Linked DNA regions of Mus musculus: region 1 is linked to region 2. Evidence: chromatin loops called from intact Hi-C (ENCODE). Cell type or tissue: gastrocnemius. All regions are shown on one strand.

Region 1 (8,000 bases), 48 kb before region 2:
ACCCAATGTGTGAGACTGTCAAGATGGCTCAGTGGGTAAAACCTGGTCAAGTTCTTAATCAGTGATAGGAGGGGCAGCCCACTGTGGGTGGTCCCATCCCTGAGCTGATAGTCCCATGTTCAATAAGAAAACAGGCTGAACAAGCCACGATGAGCAAGCCAGTAAGCAGAATGCCTCAGTAGTTTTGCTGCATACAGTAGTCTGGGCTGGCCTCTGTGGTCTTTCAGAGCTTGTATAAGCCCTTCTGGCTTTTACAGTCTCCACTAAGAAGCTGGGTGGTACTCTAGGTGGTAAGGCTACCTTTATCATATGACTTGGTCTTTTCCTTTGCAGCTGCTATCGTTCTTTGTTCTTCGTGATCACTGCTTTTTAAATTAAGTTATTTATTTTAACGTACATTTGGAGTTTGTGTGTGTCTGTGTGAGGGTGTCAGATCCTTTGGAACCTTTGGAGGGGAGGGGAGGGGAGGGAAAATGACCTACAGGCCTGTCAATAGCCCAATCTTATTGGAACATTTTCTCAGTTGAGGTTCCCTCCTCTCTAGCTTGTGCTAAGTTGACGTAAAACTAGCCAGCACATTCTCTACATGGTCTGGCTGTCCTGGAACTCACTTTGTAGACCTTTGCTGGCCTTGAACTAATAGAGATCTGCCTGCTTCTGCCTCCCAAGAGCTGAGATTAAAGATGTACACTGTCATGTCTGGCTAAGACTTCTATAATAAAAACTTTAAGACACTGAAGAAAGAAATTGAATATGACATCAGAAAATGGAAAGATCTTCCATGTTTGTCCATCTCTTACCAAAAGCAGTCTACAGATTCAATGCAATCCCCACCAAAATTCCAGCACAATTCTTTACAAAAATTAAAAAAAATAAAACCTTCAGTTTCATATGGAAACAACAAAGATAAGGATTGCTAAACCAATCCTGAATAATTAAAAGAACTGCCAGCAGTATTACAATTCCAGATTTTAAGTTGTACCTCAGAGCTAAAGTAATACAAACAGCATGGTATTGGCAGAAAGACACATTAATCAATGGAATTATGGAATTGAACCGAAGACCCAGACATCTCCACATGCCTAGGGACATCTAAATTTTTAAAATTTATTCATTTTATGTGCATAGGTGCTTGTGCCTGCATGTGTGAGGGTGTCAGATCTTGGAGTTATAGACAGTAGTGAGCTGCTATGTGGGTGCTGGGACTTGAACCTGGGTCATCTGGGCCCAGAGCAGTCAGTTCTCTTCACCACTGAGTCATCATTCCAGCCCGGACACCTAATTTTTAACAAGCCAAAATACATACTGGGGAACTGGGGGGGTGGGGGACCGCATCCTCAACAAATGGTGCTGGTTAAACTGGCTATGTGTAGAAGAATGTAAATAGATCCATATTTATCACCCTGGACAAACTCATCTCCAAATGGATTAAAGATCTCCACATAAGGCCAGATCCCCTGAACCTAATGTAAGAGGCAGTGAGGAATAGCCTTGAGCTCATTGGCACAGGAAAAGACTTTCACAGCTCAGGCACCAAGAGCAACAATTAATGCATGGGACCTCGTGAGACTGAACAACTTCTGTGGTAGGACACCACCAGTCAGGCAGCAGCAAGCTACGTAAGAGGGACAGATCTTTATATATTTTTAAGATTTTAAAGATTTATTTATTATATGTAAGTACACTTTAGCTGTCTTCAGACACACCAGAAGAGGGCATCCATTCTCATTATGGATGGTTGTGAGCCACCACGTGGTTTCTGGGATTTGAACTCAGGACCCCTGGAAGAGCAGTCAGTGAGTGCTCTTAACCGCTGAGCCATCTCTCCAGTTCAGCTCTTTATCGTTATACATTTGAGAGAGGGTTAGTATCTAAAGCACATTAAGAACAGAAAACCTGAACATCAAGAAAGCAACCCAATTCAAAACTGGGACACAGAAGTAAGGAAAGGATTCCCAAAAGATGAAACTCAAATGACGGGGGCCCAGGGCGGGGGTTGCACACCTAAAACTGTCCTGCATCCTTACCCACCAGAGAAATGCAAATTAAAATGAGATTTTATCTTACCCCAGTCACAGTGCCCAAGATCAACGAAACAAACCACAGTTCATGCTGCTGAGGATGTGGGGTCAGGGGAACACTCATCCATCGATGTGGGAGTACAAACATGAACGAACAGTCACTATGGAAACCAGTGTGGCAGTTCCTCAGGAAGCTGGGAATAGATCTACCTCAAGATCCACTAGCCTACTCTTGGGCATCTGCCCAAAGGCCTCTGCATCCTACTCCAGAGACCGCTTGCTCATCTGTGTTCAGGGCTGCTGTATTCACAATAGCCAGAAATTGGGAACAGCCTAGCCGTCCATCAGCTGATGATGGATAATGAAAATATGGTGCATTTATACAATGGGATATTATTCAGTTGCTAAGAAAAGTGAAATTTGTAGGAAAATGGGTGGGGCTAGAGACCATCATCTCGGGTGAGGTAACCCAGACCCAGAAGACAGACATCGCATATTGTATATGTATATGTTAGCTTTTAAGTTTTTACTATGTGTACTTCATAACCATAAAGGTTAGGAACCTGGTAAGGGACCCGAGGGAGGAAGAGACCTTCCAAGGATGGAGAAATAGAATATGGTGCTATAAAGAGAAAGGGGAAACTAAAACAGGAGGATTAAATGGAGAGGGCGGTGGGAGAGCCGGGTAAAGCGCTAAGAAGGAAGCTAGCGCTTTCATAGAACAAGGACCTGGAACCAGAAACTCCTGAGCTTTTGGTTCCCAAAGGGACCCTAGCCTGGGGACAGAAGGACAAACCAAACATCCTTAGAAGCCTCCTGTCACCTAGCAGCTGCCAGCCCCCCTTTGCACTCCCTGTCCTGAGGGGATTCTGCTGGCTCCATCACAGCCCTGGGTCTCAGCTCCGAAGGGTAGGTTTCCCAGGTGACAAGAAGACACTCCCTCAAGACTCCTAAAGAATATTCTAGACTGTGCCCCAGGAGGCAAGGAAAGAAAGGGAAAGCAGATTATTTAGAAACAGCACACAAGCAGCAAGTCTCTTGAACTCGAATGGAAAATGCCAATGGCCACCTAATGGTGGCACCAACTATTGACGGCAGGTAAAGCCGGACTGTCTCTTAAGAACATACTTGAAGTGAAGCAGATGCTCTTGGATCACCCATTCATACCTAATAAGGGATATATATGGTCGGTCTAGTGTGGTCTGACCCGGACGAGCACCCTTTAGCAAGTGCAGTACCTACACTGTCCTCAAGGTGGAGCTCAAGGGTGACCATGTCTTCTGAGCAAACGGAGAGCTTCAGGGAACGTGTATGTGTGTGTGTGGGGGGGGGGGGGGGGGGAAAGAGGGGGAAGGGGGCGGGGGAAGGGGGAGAGGGAGAGACCAAGCTGCTGTCCAGCCCGGAGGAATGGATCCACCAGCGACTGCTTCTGACACAGTTGCCACACTGTAGAGAAAGAACCATCCTTGGGCTCTGCTGCCCAACAGTTATTAAGGCTCACCCAGGGCAGACAGTGCCAAGTACTCCTGAGCGCCTGGGACGTGAGCGCTCCAAACCACTAAGCACAAGTTGTAATCAAGGCCCGAGCCAAAGCTGATGGGTGTCTAAGAGGGTGAACGTCCTGGGGTGGGCTGCCTAGGCTCTGGTGCCAGCTGCTAGAGCAAACGTTATTCTGAGGCTGAGGCTGTAACTTAGTGGTAACTTAACTGGAATGTTCAAGACCCGGAGGAACACCCTGACATCTCAAAACAAAACAGAACCCAAACATCGTTTCTGTGTTCATGAAGCATTTGGAAGATAGTATTAATTATTTTTAATTAGTGGACTTTGAGTAAAACAGATTACCAAGATGTGGTAGACAACGGTCATCCCTACAGAGGTTCAAGGTCAACTGCGACTACATTTGAGTTTCAAATAAAAAAACAAAAAGCAGATTTCCTTCCCAAATGTGGTGGCCCTGGTCCAATTAGACAGTCTTTTTTTTTTTTTTTTTTTTTTGAGACAGGGTTTCTCTGTGTAGCCCTGGCTGTCCTGGAACTCACTCTGTAGACCAGGCTGGCTGGTCTCTAATTCAGAAATCTGCCTGCCTCTGCCTCCGGAGTGCTGGGATTAAAGGCGTGCGCCACCACTGCCCCACCAATTAGACAGTCTTAAGGCTTCATCTCCCTGGGAGGAGGAAGGACCGGGCTCCCAGGTGCCTTTGATGGCAGCTTTGCTAGAATTTCTGTCCTTTCTGCAGGCTTCAGATTCATCAAGCCCCACCACAGCACGGCCCATTTCCCTCAGACAGTTAAGCTGGGTGTCATTAAAGATAGGGACACAGATCCAGGCATCGCCGCAGCATACATTTGGAATCCTGGCCCTTTAGGGAGGTGGAGGCAGGAGCATTGGAAGTTCAAGAGAGCTCAAGTCTCTCTGGATTTGAGGGGAAGTGGGTCATCTGGGAGTGGGGCTCATTACTGTCTTAAGGCAGTAGTCTCCATCTGTGTTAGAATGTTAGTGTGGTGCACCTGTCGTGTCACACCTAGTGGCTGAGGCAAGAGGATGGTGAGAGGTCAGCCCGGGTCACACCAAGAGAGCCATGTCAGGAACGAATGAACCATCAATATTCTTTTAGAGCAGGTACACAGGAAGAAAGCCTTCAGCCTCTGCCCTGGGAGTGCATCCGTCCATGTTTGCCCTCTCTGTTCCCATGCATGGCCTTTTGAGTGTCACACAAGAAATCAAGGTTTGGGCTGGTGAGATGGCTCAACGGTTAAGAGCACTGACTGTTCTTCCTAAGGTCCTGAGTTCAAATCCCAGCAACCACATGGTGGCTCATAACCATCTGTAATGAGATCTGACTCCCTCTTCTGGAGTGTCTGAAGACAGCTACAGTGTACTTACATATAATAAATAAATATTTAAAAAAAAAAGAAGTCAAGGTTTATCACCAAGACCTCTGCCTGTAACTCAGCCATGCCAGGCAACAGCTGTGACCTGGGCCTCAAGCCTTTTGCTCTCTCAGCCTCCTACCTGGGACAGTTTTATGTGAACTTGACCCATGCTAAAGTCATCTGCAGGGATCAGACCTCAGTTAAGAAAATACCTCTGAAAGATCCAACCCTAAGGCATTTTCTTAATTAGTGATGGGTGTGGGAGGGCCCAGCCCATTGGGTGGTGCCATCCCTGGGCTGGTAGTCTTGGGTTCTATAAGAAAGCAAGCTGAGCAAGCCATGGAGAGCAAGCCAGGAAGCAGCACCCCTCCATGGCCTCTGCATCAGCTCCTGCCTCCAGGATCCTGCTCTGTGTGAGTTTTTGTCCTGACTTCCTTTGGTGATGAACAGTGATGTGGAAATATAAGCCAAATTAATAACCCCCACCTCCCACCCCCCCACACACACCTTGTCTCACACACACACACACACACACCCCTTGTCTGAGTCACCGTGTTTCACTGGAATAATAGTAACCCAGAGGGAGATGCCTCCCTTTCCTTGTCTGTAACACAATCTTTAGAAAATAATAGTTCTGAGCTTTGTTGAAACAGTTGAGGGGCTGGTGTCTTACATGGGGACCTTGCAGAAGGGCTATGGAGATGTTGGTCTCTGCAAGGTTGTCTCCCCTTTACTTACCTGTCACTGAGCACTGGAAGCAGGGGCCATTTCAGACTCCTCTCTCTCTCTCTCTCTCTCTCTCTCTCTCTCTCTCTCTCTCAGTGTTTTGAAAAGAAGAAGGGTATTGGGCTGAAGAGATGGCTCAGTGGTTAAGAGCACTGACTGCTCTTCCAGAGGTCCTGAGTTCAATTCCCAGCAACCACATGGTGGCTCACAACCATCTGTAATGGGATCTGACGCCCTCTTCTGGTGTGTCTGAAGACAGCTACAGTGTACTCATATACATAAAATAAATAAATAATTGTCTTGTCTACCCCATGCTGGTGGTCTCAACTCTCGGTCAGTCACTGGGATTATCCCACCCAGGGCCACCGCCCCCAGTATTCCTTCTCATTTTAAACAGAGCTTAAGACGAATTCCAGCAAGTGAACCAGAAAAACCCTGGGATGGAATGAGCCAGAGGGATACAGAAACGGAAACCCTCAGGGAGCAGAGCTGGCATCAAGCTTACTGCAACTTCTGAGAAAGGGGGAACTGCACAGTTACACAACTCCGTGCTGTCGTCCGTGAGGTAAAGACAGCTAACAGTTGCAGGAGAAACCCAACGGGGCAGGACCCCCTTCCTTATCTACCTTGTGATTCCCACAAAACGAAATTGTTTCTGAGCCCAAGGGAGGACCAGTCATCCTCAGAGGTCCCCCTTCCCATCTCCAGCTGAGCCAACAGAGAAGGTCCTCTGGCCAGAGACCTAATCTCAAAATAAAGCTAAAACCTTTAGTTTCTGAAACTAAAAGTTCTGAAACGATACATGGTACACTGCAGTTAGACTGTTGGTAACCACACGGTTCATCTCCGTCTCAATTCACCATTCAGAGGAACCTTGACCCTGAGTTCAGGCTGATCCAGGGTCCGTCTGGGCTCCAATCAGTGCCAGCTACCATTGAGGCCTCCGTACACTTTATCCGACTCAGCACTCAGCAGTTTTTCTGAGTATTTCTTTCATGAGAGGCTCCAATGCCAAGCCCTGCTCGGGAACCCGAGCCCTCAGCATCCGGGAATTCAGAGGAAGCCTGCCAACTCAGGAACTGAAGCGGTGGGGAAATTTCAGGGGCAAGTGGGACTTTCTGCATAAGAAGGGACCAACCAGGGCACCAGGAGCAGGAGAGCTGTGTATGATGAGATTTCTCTGGGGTCAGACATCAGGGGGTGCTTGCCCTGCTTGGAGCATAGGTGCCGAGGGAGATTCAGCATTCTATGGGAAGATGGCCCTTCAGGCGTGCTCCTTACAAAGAGAAAGAACTCAGGGAATCTCTAAGAGTTGCCAATCTGGAACTTTCTGAAGCAGTTTGTCACTTGAGAATTTATGTATCTTTGTGTGTGTGTGTGTGTGTGTGTGTGTGTGTGTGTGTGTGTGTGTGTGTGTTGGGGGCAGGTCTCACTATATAGCTCTGATTATCCTGAACTCACTATGTAGTCCAGGCTAGCCTGGAACACACAGAGATCTACTTTCCTCTGCCTCCCCAGTGCTAGGATTAAAGGCATGTGCCACCCTGCCATGCTAGATTTATGTACTTAAAAATATTTCTTGGGGCAGGAGAGATGGCTCACTGGTTAAGAGCACTGACTGCTTTTCCAAATGTCCTGAGTATAATCCCAGCAACCACATGGTGGCTCACAACCATCTGTAAAGTGATCAGATACTGTCTTCTGGTGCATCTGAATACAACTACAATGTACTCACATACATAAAATATATCTTAAAAAATTTCTTACTGGTTAGTATAAACAATTGGGATTTATTACAGCATTTCCCTCCATGTCTCACACTTGTCCTGGCAATTTATGTCCCATTAGAAATGCATCATCGAGCTGGGGATGTGGCTCAGCTGGAGAGCTCGCCTATCATTGCTTTGATGGCCTGGGTTTGAGCACCATCATGGCATAAGGCTGATGGTATATGCCAGTGATCTCAGCACTCAGGAGGTGGAGGCAGGAGGATTAGGTATTTAGGGTCATCTTTGGCTAGATGGTAAGTTTGAGGTGGGCCTAGGATACCTGACGAAAGAAAGAAAGAAAGAGAAAGAAAGAAAGAAAGAAAGAAAGAAAGAAAGAAAGAAAGAAAAGAAGAAGAGAGAGAGAGAGAAAGAGAGAGAGAGAAGAGAGAAAGAAAAGGAGGAAGGAAGGAAGAAAAAGAGAAAAAGAAAAAAGAAAAACAAAAAACAAAACCAAAAAAGCCCAAAAGCCGTATCTCTGGGTATGGGACACTCTCTCATTTTCAGGATGTTTACAAGTCAAGGTTAGCCTGGGCCACATCGACTGTATCTCAACAGCAATAGAAAGGACCCTCTCTTAGGGATGGTGGCAGAGAGTCCATATGCCTCTT
Region 2 (8,000 bases):
TTACGTTCTGAGATTGCCGTAACAAAACACCATAGACCAGGTACTTAAACAACAGAAATATAGCCAGGTAGTGGTAGCACATGCCTTTAAGCCCAGCACTCAGGATGCAGAGGCTGGAGGATCTCTGAGTTCGAGGCTAGCCTGAGCTACAGAGTTAGTTCCAGAAAAACCAAGACTACACACAAAGAAACCTTGTCTCAAAAAAACCAACCACCAAACAGTAGTTTATTTTCCACACGCACATTGTACCAGAGTTTAAAACCCAATCCAAGATGCCTGGCCCCCGTGTGTTGGCAATGTTGGCTTCACTCTGACACCTTTCTCATCTATGGTGCCTGTGTCTTTTCACACAGCCCCCCTTCTCTATTCCCCATTATTCTCTCCTTAGAAGGACACTGTCCTGTTGGACATAGGCCACCCTAATGGTCCCATTTTGACCTCTTCAGTGACCATGTTTCCAATGTTGTCACATTGGAGGCACTTGTAGGTTAGTTCACGTGGGAAAAAAAATCTTTCTTATGTATAAATAATTCCCGTAACATACTTTATTTCTACAAATCCAGCTAAAACCACGATGTAAAATGGTATCCAGTACAAGGAAACATGTGCAATCTGCGAGTGGGTGATAACAGTGATGGCTAATCTACTTAATAGAGGCTCCCGGGGGACTGTCACCTAGGCGAGGCCCTTGGCTCCTACTTTGCATTACCTTTTTTACTTATCCTTCTTAATGCTCATAAAACACTTGGGAGGTGGGGCTCCCAAGGTGAGAGGATCAGAAGTGAAAGGCCATCCCCAGACAAATAGTGAGCCTTGGACTATCTGAGACCCTGTCTCAAACAAAGCAACATGTTCACAAAGAGACAAGATGAAAAAATGCATGAGCAGGTGTAGTCAAGGAGCCGAGGCTAGGCGCCCCCCCCCCCCCCCCGACAGGAACAATACCAGGTCCACTCATGAGCACAGCTGTTGGTAAAGTGATTTTGTAATCACTGCCCAATAACGACCCTCTCTCTGGCCCTGAGGAGGAATTTATGACGAGAACTGACCGGAACTGACAACCACTGTCTCACAGGCTCCTTACATCAGCCCCTTGCTAAATATGGGTGTGGTTTGCTCTAGGCCTGTGGGAGTGAGCTAATAAGTCATTCAGTTTGGAGGTCAGAAATAAGTTTCTAGACTGCTCAAGGGTCATTCAGGTTCTATTATTATTATATTATTATTTTATTTTATTTATGTGCAAAGGGATTTTGCCTGTATATATGTCTGTGTACAAGGTGCCGAGGGAGGCCAAAAGAGTGTGTCAGAGCCCTAAGAACTGGAGTTACAGATGGTTGTGAGCTGCCAAGTAAGTGCTGGGAATTGAACCCAGGTCTTCTGCAAGAGTAGCCAGTGCTCTTAACCACAGAGCCCCTGTCTCCAGCCCCTTTTTAATTTAAAACAAACAGACAGACAAATAGACAAACATGTTTTTTTTTTATTTTGTTTTTCCTCTGCAGCCTTTGCTATGTTTCCTGTAGAGGTGAGAATAAACCGAAAGTAAATTTGGAGTTTTTTATAGCCTGTCAGACCATGCCCCAGGGGGGAAGCTTGCCCATCCTGTGGCATTGATAGGCCAAAAGGAAGTAGCTCCAATATAGATAACAGCCGTTGCCTGAACGTTACTGTTTTGTTTTTTTAAAAAATACTTTTTTTATTTCATGTATATGAGTACACTATCACTGTCTTCAGACACACCAGAAGAGAGCATCGGATCTCCTTATAGATGGTTGTGAGCCACCATGTGGTTGCTGGGAATTCAACTCAGGACCTCTGGAAGAGCAATCAATGCTCTTATCCAGAGAGCCATCTCCGCCCCCCCCCACCTCCCCCTTTTTTTAGAAAAGTAAATCAGATTAGTCTCTTGGGGGGGGCATTTTTTTAAACTTCCCCTTTGACAGTTTCTACTTAAGTTTTTCTGCATCCATAGCAAGATTCCCAGGGAGGCCAGAAGATTAGGATATTAGTAAATTTCCACCTGGTAGGAGGTGTGGAAAGCCAAATATTGAGATAGAAGGCCTGTTTGGGAGAGTTGCTCTGCTTGTCTTCTTGTGAGGCAGAGCTAGTGAGTGTGTGAGTGTGTGCAGAGGGTATGGGGTGGCCGGAGTGCGGTGGAGGTGGGAGCGCACATACCTTTAGTTTCTGCATTTGGTGGGCAGAGGAAAGTAGATACTTATGATTTTTGAAGCCAGCCTGGCCTACATAGTGAGTTCCATACAGAGAGGCAGAGAGAGAGAGAGAGAGAGAGAGAGAGAGAGAGAGAGAGGAGAGATGAAGTTGGTGGGGAAGAAGCTGAGGAGAAACATGATCAAAATACATTGTAAGAAAACGATAAAAAAGAGTTAAGAACAATATTTTTTAAAATGGCTGGCAAGGCAGCCCAGTGAGTAAAGACCATGGCCACCATGTCTGATGACCTGATTTTGATCCCTGGGACATGGACACACACATATCAGTATAATAAAAACAGAACAAAACAAACCAAACAAACAATAGCGGTAATTATTAGAGGTTTATAGCACTTCAAGCAAGAGAAAGTCCAGATAGTCTCAGAGCTTCAAGGGTCAGAATTTCAGTCTTTTCACAGCCTTCCCACGCCCAAGCACAGCTATGTCAGGAATTCGCTATCTGTAACTGTGTTCTTTATTTTAATGTGCCATTAATTTAATTAGTGTAAAAACTGGGTGGGTTTCAGAATGGGACAACTTTTCCTTTCGATTGCTTTCTTTCTTGTTTTATTATTTGTTATCTTATGACCTTGGGTGTGTGCATATGTGGGTGAGCATGCACACCCACAGGGAGGCCACATGACCGCTTTCGGGACATCCTCAGGGACACTGTCCATCTCCTTTGAGACAGGTCTGTCATTTGCCTGGAACTCACAGGTTAGGTTAGACTGGCTGGCCAGAGAGCCCAGGCACTTCCCTGTTTCCACCCTCCCCGTTGCTGGGGTTAAAAGTGGATACAACCAGCCCTCCCGTTTGTAGGGTCTTGGATAAAAGTCAAGTGCTTGTGCATGGACAGCAAGCCCTTTAGTAACTGAGTCCTGTCCTTTTACGTATTTGTTTGTTTCTTGAGACGGAGCCACAGCGTGTATCCCTGGCTAACTTTGAACCTTCTATGTAGACTGGCCTGGCCTTGAATATGTGGCCACTCCACTCCACCTTGCCGATCTTCTCAAGTGCTGGGATCACAGACATTTGCAAGCAGCAGCTTTGATTTCTTTCTTTCTTTCTTTCTTCCTTCCTTTCTTTCTTTCTTTCTTTCTTTCTTTCTTTCTTTCTTTCTTTCTTTCTCAAGATTTATTTATTTATTTTATACATATGAGTACACTGTAGCTGTCTTCAGACACTCCAGAAGAAGGCATCGGATCCCATTATGGATGGTTGTGAGCCACTATGAGATTGCTGGGAATTGAACTCAGGACCTCTGGAAGACAGTCAGTGATCTTGACCGCTGAGCCATCTCTCCAGCTACCTGCTGATTTCTTATTGTTAGACAGGGTCTCACGATGCTCATGATGACCTTGAACTTGGTGTATAGATGAGAATGGCCTTGACCTTTTGATCCTCTTGCCTTTGTTTCCGGTGTATGACACCATATCTGCTTTGTGCAGAGCTGGGGGCAGGGGGAAGCCTAGGATTTAGTGCATATCAGAACTTTACCAACTGAGCTGCCTCCCCTGCCTTTCACTAGCTGTGAAGCCATTCTACTAAGAGTCAGTTTCTAAGCTATACAGCTCACTCTCCAACTCACAGGGCTGGGTTTTCCTATGGTCACAGATTGTGTAACCATCAGCGTTGGCTTTGGAGAAAAACTTTCCCACCTCCCAAATATGTTGAGTTTTGGAGGGGGTGGGGGGGAGTCCTTTCTATTTCAGAAATATATTTGCTTAATCTGCCAGAGTTACAGTTTTCGTTTCGTTTTCACTAGTGGGAAGATGCGGTCGTTGACTGGGGTGCCCCCTTGTATCGTGGGCCCGGGATGCCCCTCAGTGGTAGTGCCCTTGCAGAGGATGCCTGATGCTCTGGGTTTGATCTTGACCCTGAAGGGGAAATAACAACATTCAGTTAGCTCTTTGGAGAACTTTCCATCCAAGCACACATTTTTCTCAGGGCATCAGCCACTTGCAGAGGGCAGTGCCCTATCCTGTCCAGTAGCCAGCAGCCACATGTGACTACTGGGCACTTAAAATATTGATTGAGTCAGGTGGTGGCTCATGTCTTGAATCCCCAACACTTGAGAGGCAGAGGTAGGCAGATTTCTGTCAGGGCTCCACAGAGAAACCCTGTCTTGAGAAACCAAACAAAAAACAAAATCAAAAACAAAAACTAAGAAATACGATGAGTCGAGACTGACATGTGAGTTCAAAATAAGCACACTTTGGAAGAGTTGGGTTAAAACAGTATAAAATATCTCACTTGTAACTTTAATGTTAATTGTGTATTAAATGATGATGTTTTAATATGTTCAAGTACAATGCACTTATTCTTTTTACTTTTTTTTAACTTAAAAAAATACGGCTGCTAAAGAAAAAAAAAAAAAAAAAAAAAAAAAAAAGGAGGAAGGAAACACAATGCTGCAGAAACAGGCAACCGTAGATCGAGAAGACTATGATTTTATTGGACGAAGTTTCTCTCGACAGCTGATGTGGGAACATACCGCCCTCTGCTGGACAACAGGCTGCTCTACACCCCTCTAATTCTCACCACAATAGACTCAAAAGTCAAAGCTAGATGTCTTAGAATATCAAGTGGGGACAGTGCGGGGAGGGGGGCGGCTTTAAAATGCATTGAACATGGGCTGTGTGCAAAGTCTTGTGTTGACGGGCTTTCATCCCCCTTGAATCAAGAACTCGTTGCCATAGCGTTATTGACCATAACCAGAGAACCAGAGCGGTCCTAAGAGGTGACCCAGTCTCTCTCCAAGAGGTTTACTCTCAGAAAAAGGGCAGCGTTGTCCTCCTTAACAGGGAGACCAGCATTTGGAAAGCTGTGGCCACCATTCCGAGAACCTAGCTTTTTCTTTTTTAACATGATTTTATCCTTTTTAAAATTTAATTAATTAATTAATTAATTTTTGATTTTTTGAGACAGGTTTCTCTGTAAAGCCCCGGCTGTCCTGGAACTCACTTTGTAGACCAGGCTGGCCTCAAACTCAGAAATCCACCTGCCTCTGCCTCCCAAGTGCTTGGGATTAAAGGTGCGCCACCACACCCAGCTAATTTTATTTTATTTTTTTAATTTTTATTTTTTAATGGGTATGGTACTTTAGTCTGTGCATGCCTGGTGCCTGCAGAGACCACAGGAGGGAATCAGATCCCCAGTGGTATCCTAAGTTTGTCACAAAAATTAAATATGAAAAAGAAAAGAAAAAATTTTAAATAAGATAAAGATATATAAAGAGCCTCCTCCCTTGTACTGGGGAAAGGGGGGGAAGCTCTTTTCCCCATTCAAGGTTAACCTGGGCTACATAGCAAAACCCCATCTCATAACAGCAACAAGGAGAGTGTGGGGGATGAGTTGTCTCTATTAAAAAAAAGAAGAAAAGGCAGGCTTTGGGGCTCAGGTATTTCAATCCTGACTCCTCCATGAGCCTGTGTGTAATGTGGAGATAAAGATACAAATGTGACAATGGTTCTGGGCATGGAAGGGCACACTTGTGATACCAACACTGACAATAATGAGGCAGGAGGATCAGGAACTCCACGACTGTGGTGGCACAGGCCTTTAAGCCCAGCACTTGGGAGGCAGATCTCTGAGTTCCAAGTCAGCCTGATATACAGAGTAAGTAACAGTAACAGGGACAGCCGGGGCTACATAGTGAGACCCTGTCTCAAAAAAGAAAAAGAAAAAAAAAATTAAGATCTAAGAGGGCCTAGAATATGGCCCAAGTCTGTGTACAAAAAGTTAATAAATTAAAGAGTTACTACAATGCCTTGACATTATTTTAAGGTTTTATATGAATCTTCTTATTTAAATTTTTTCTTTTTTTTTGTATTTAATTTTTGTGACAAACTTAGGATACCACTGGCCTTTAAAGTGCAAGTTCAGAGGTCAAGGTTCCAGAACCTTCGGGGGCGGGGGGGGGGGGGGGAGGCCAGAGCTGAGCCTCCTCTCTCAGCCGCTCACTCCCAAAGTTATTCTATTTTAACCCTTTCCTTTTTATTTTTATTTTTTGTTTGTTTTATTTCTGGTGTGTGTGTGTGTGTGTGTGTGTGGGTGCCTGTATTTAGTGTGGTGTGCGTATGTGTGAGTGTGCCCAAATGCACGAGCATGGGTGTGTACGTGTGCCTAAGTCGGAGGACAATTTGTGGGACAACTTGTTAGTTCTCCCCTCCCCTCATGTGGATCCTGGGATTTGAACTCGGATCTTCGGGCTCAGCAGCAAACACCTCTACCCGCTGAACCACCTCACTGGCCCTATTGTACAGAGCCAGGTGCTATTGTGAAGAAGAACCATGAGAATGACAGTGTCTGTCACAGGCATTGTTGGACATAAAACCTGTGACCCTGGGCTGGCGAGATGGTTCAGTGGGTAAGAGCACTCACTGCTCTTCCGAAGATCCTGAGTTCAAATCCCAGCAACCACAAGGTGGCTCACAACCATCTGTAATGAAATCTGACGACTTCTTCTGGTGCGTCTAAGACAGCTACAATGTACTTGCTTAAAATAATAAATAATATTTGGGCCTGGGCGAGCAGGGCCGACCAGAGCGAGCTGGGTTGACCGGGAAGAGCAGAGGTCCTAAATCAATACCCAACAACCACATGATGGCTCACAACCATCTGTACAGCTACAGTGTACCCATATACATAAAATAAATTAATCAAAAAAAAACCTGCCGTGGTGGCGCACACCTTTAATCCCAGCACTCAGGACGTAGAGGCAGGCGGATTTCTGAGTTCAAAGCCATCTTGGTCTACAAAGTGAGTTCCAGGACAGCCAGGGCTACACAGAGAAACCCTGTCTCGAAAAACCACAAAAAAACCCAAAAACCAAAAAAACCAACCAAACAACAACAACAAAACCCCTGCGACCTGCCAAATGTACAATCCATGTAATTACCTTGTTAGAGACAGTGTAACCAATTCTAAGGAAGCCGACTGAAAGATGTTTATCACCCACGTGGGTTCCTTGTTCGCACAGGTTATCCTGCTCGGAGAGCCAGGTACCAGTGGGTCCGCTGCAAACCGAATGGCTTTTTTGCGAACTGCATCGAGGAGAAGGGACCACAGTTTGACCTAATAGATGAATCCAATAACATCGGCCCTCCCATGAATAATCCTGTTTTGTAAGTAGACTTTCATTCGATCTCACAGGAGCGCCTGAGTGTTTCATTTCAGGTTCTTGCTGTGGTAAAAACTACTCCACAGAGAGCAAAAGTGGGCCATGTGTGCTGAAGCAAGAGATGTGCCAATGAACATGGACTCATCCATGTTTTTATAAGGGTTTCTTGTGGGCAGCAGCGATAAGCCTTGGAAAGTATTTGCCCCAACATATGTTGGAAAGGATTGAATATAATTTTCTTTAGGCAAATAAAGTGTTTATATATTAAAATTGAGTTGAGTTAGATTTTTTTATTTTTTATTTTATTATTTATTTATTTGTTTTTGAGAAAGGATTTTTACTATGGTTTTTTACTATACTAGGCTATGCTAGCCTAGAACTTGCTATGTAGACCAGGCTAGACTTGAACTCACAGAGATCAGCTTACCTCTGGGATTAAAGGTGTGTGCTACCACAGCACCACAGCTGTTTCTTGTGGGGTTTTTTTGGAGGGTTTTTTTTTTTTTTTGTGCTTCATTGGAACACATTTATTAAATACTGAAATGGACCCTTTGACTTTGCTTCATCTGTTCTATTTGTCATTACTGTTTACTGGTTTTACTTTGTGAACAACTTGCCACTCAATGTGTTCTGGAAAAGCAGTGTGTCTTACTTAGGGTTTCACTGCTGAG

What was found. Peaks named below come from ENCODE experiments on the same cell type or tissue, not always from the same donor. Only the 100,000 strongest peaks of a DNase experiment are listed, where the experiment ranks them.
Region 1: it touches region 2 in a loop (7-fold over the local background); 38 of 42 quality-filtered maps call a loop at or near these places.

The regions. Positions count from the first base shown.
Region 1 is chr10:62,545,237-62,553,236 of GRCm38, reverse strand. No RefSeq gene overlaps it. Among named protein-coding and RNA genes, the nearest start is that of Kifbp, 29 kb to the left of the region's middle. In gastrocnemius, CTCF peaks have their summits at 3,249 (motif pointing right) and 7,281; DNase peaks (open chromatin) are centred at 2,866 and 3,281; H3K4me3 peaks cover 1,077 bases; H3K27ac peaks cover 815 bases.
Region 2 is chr10:62,497,112-62,505,111 of GRCm38, reverse strand. It overlaps Srgn (serglycin), which reads left to right. Exons shown (of 3, transcript NM_011157.3): 2 at 7,189-7,333. Among named protein-coding and RNA genes, the nearest start is that of Srgn, 6.6 kb to the left of the region's middle. In gastrocnemius, a CTCF peak has its summit at 4,711 (motif pointing left); a DNase peak (open chromatin) is centred at 4,754; H3K4me3 peaks cover 2,530 bases; H3K27ac peaks cover 2,798 bases.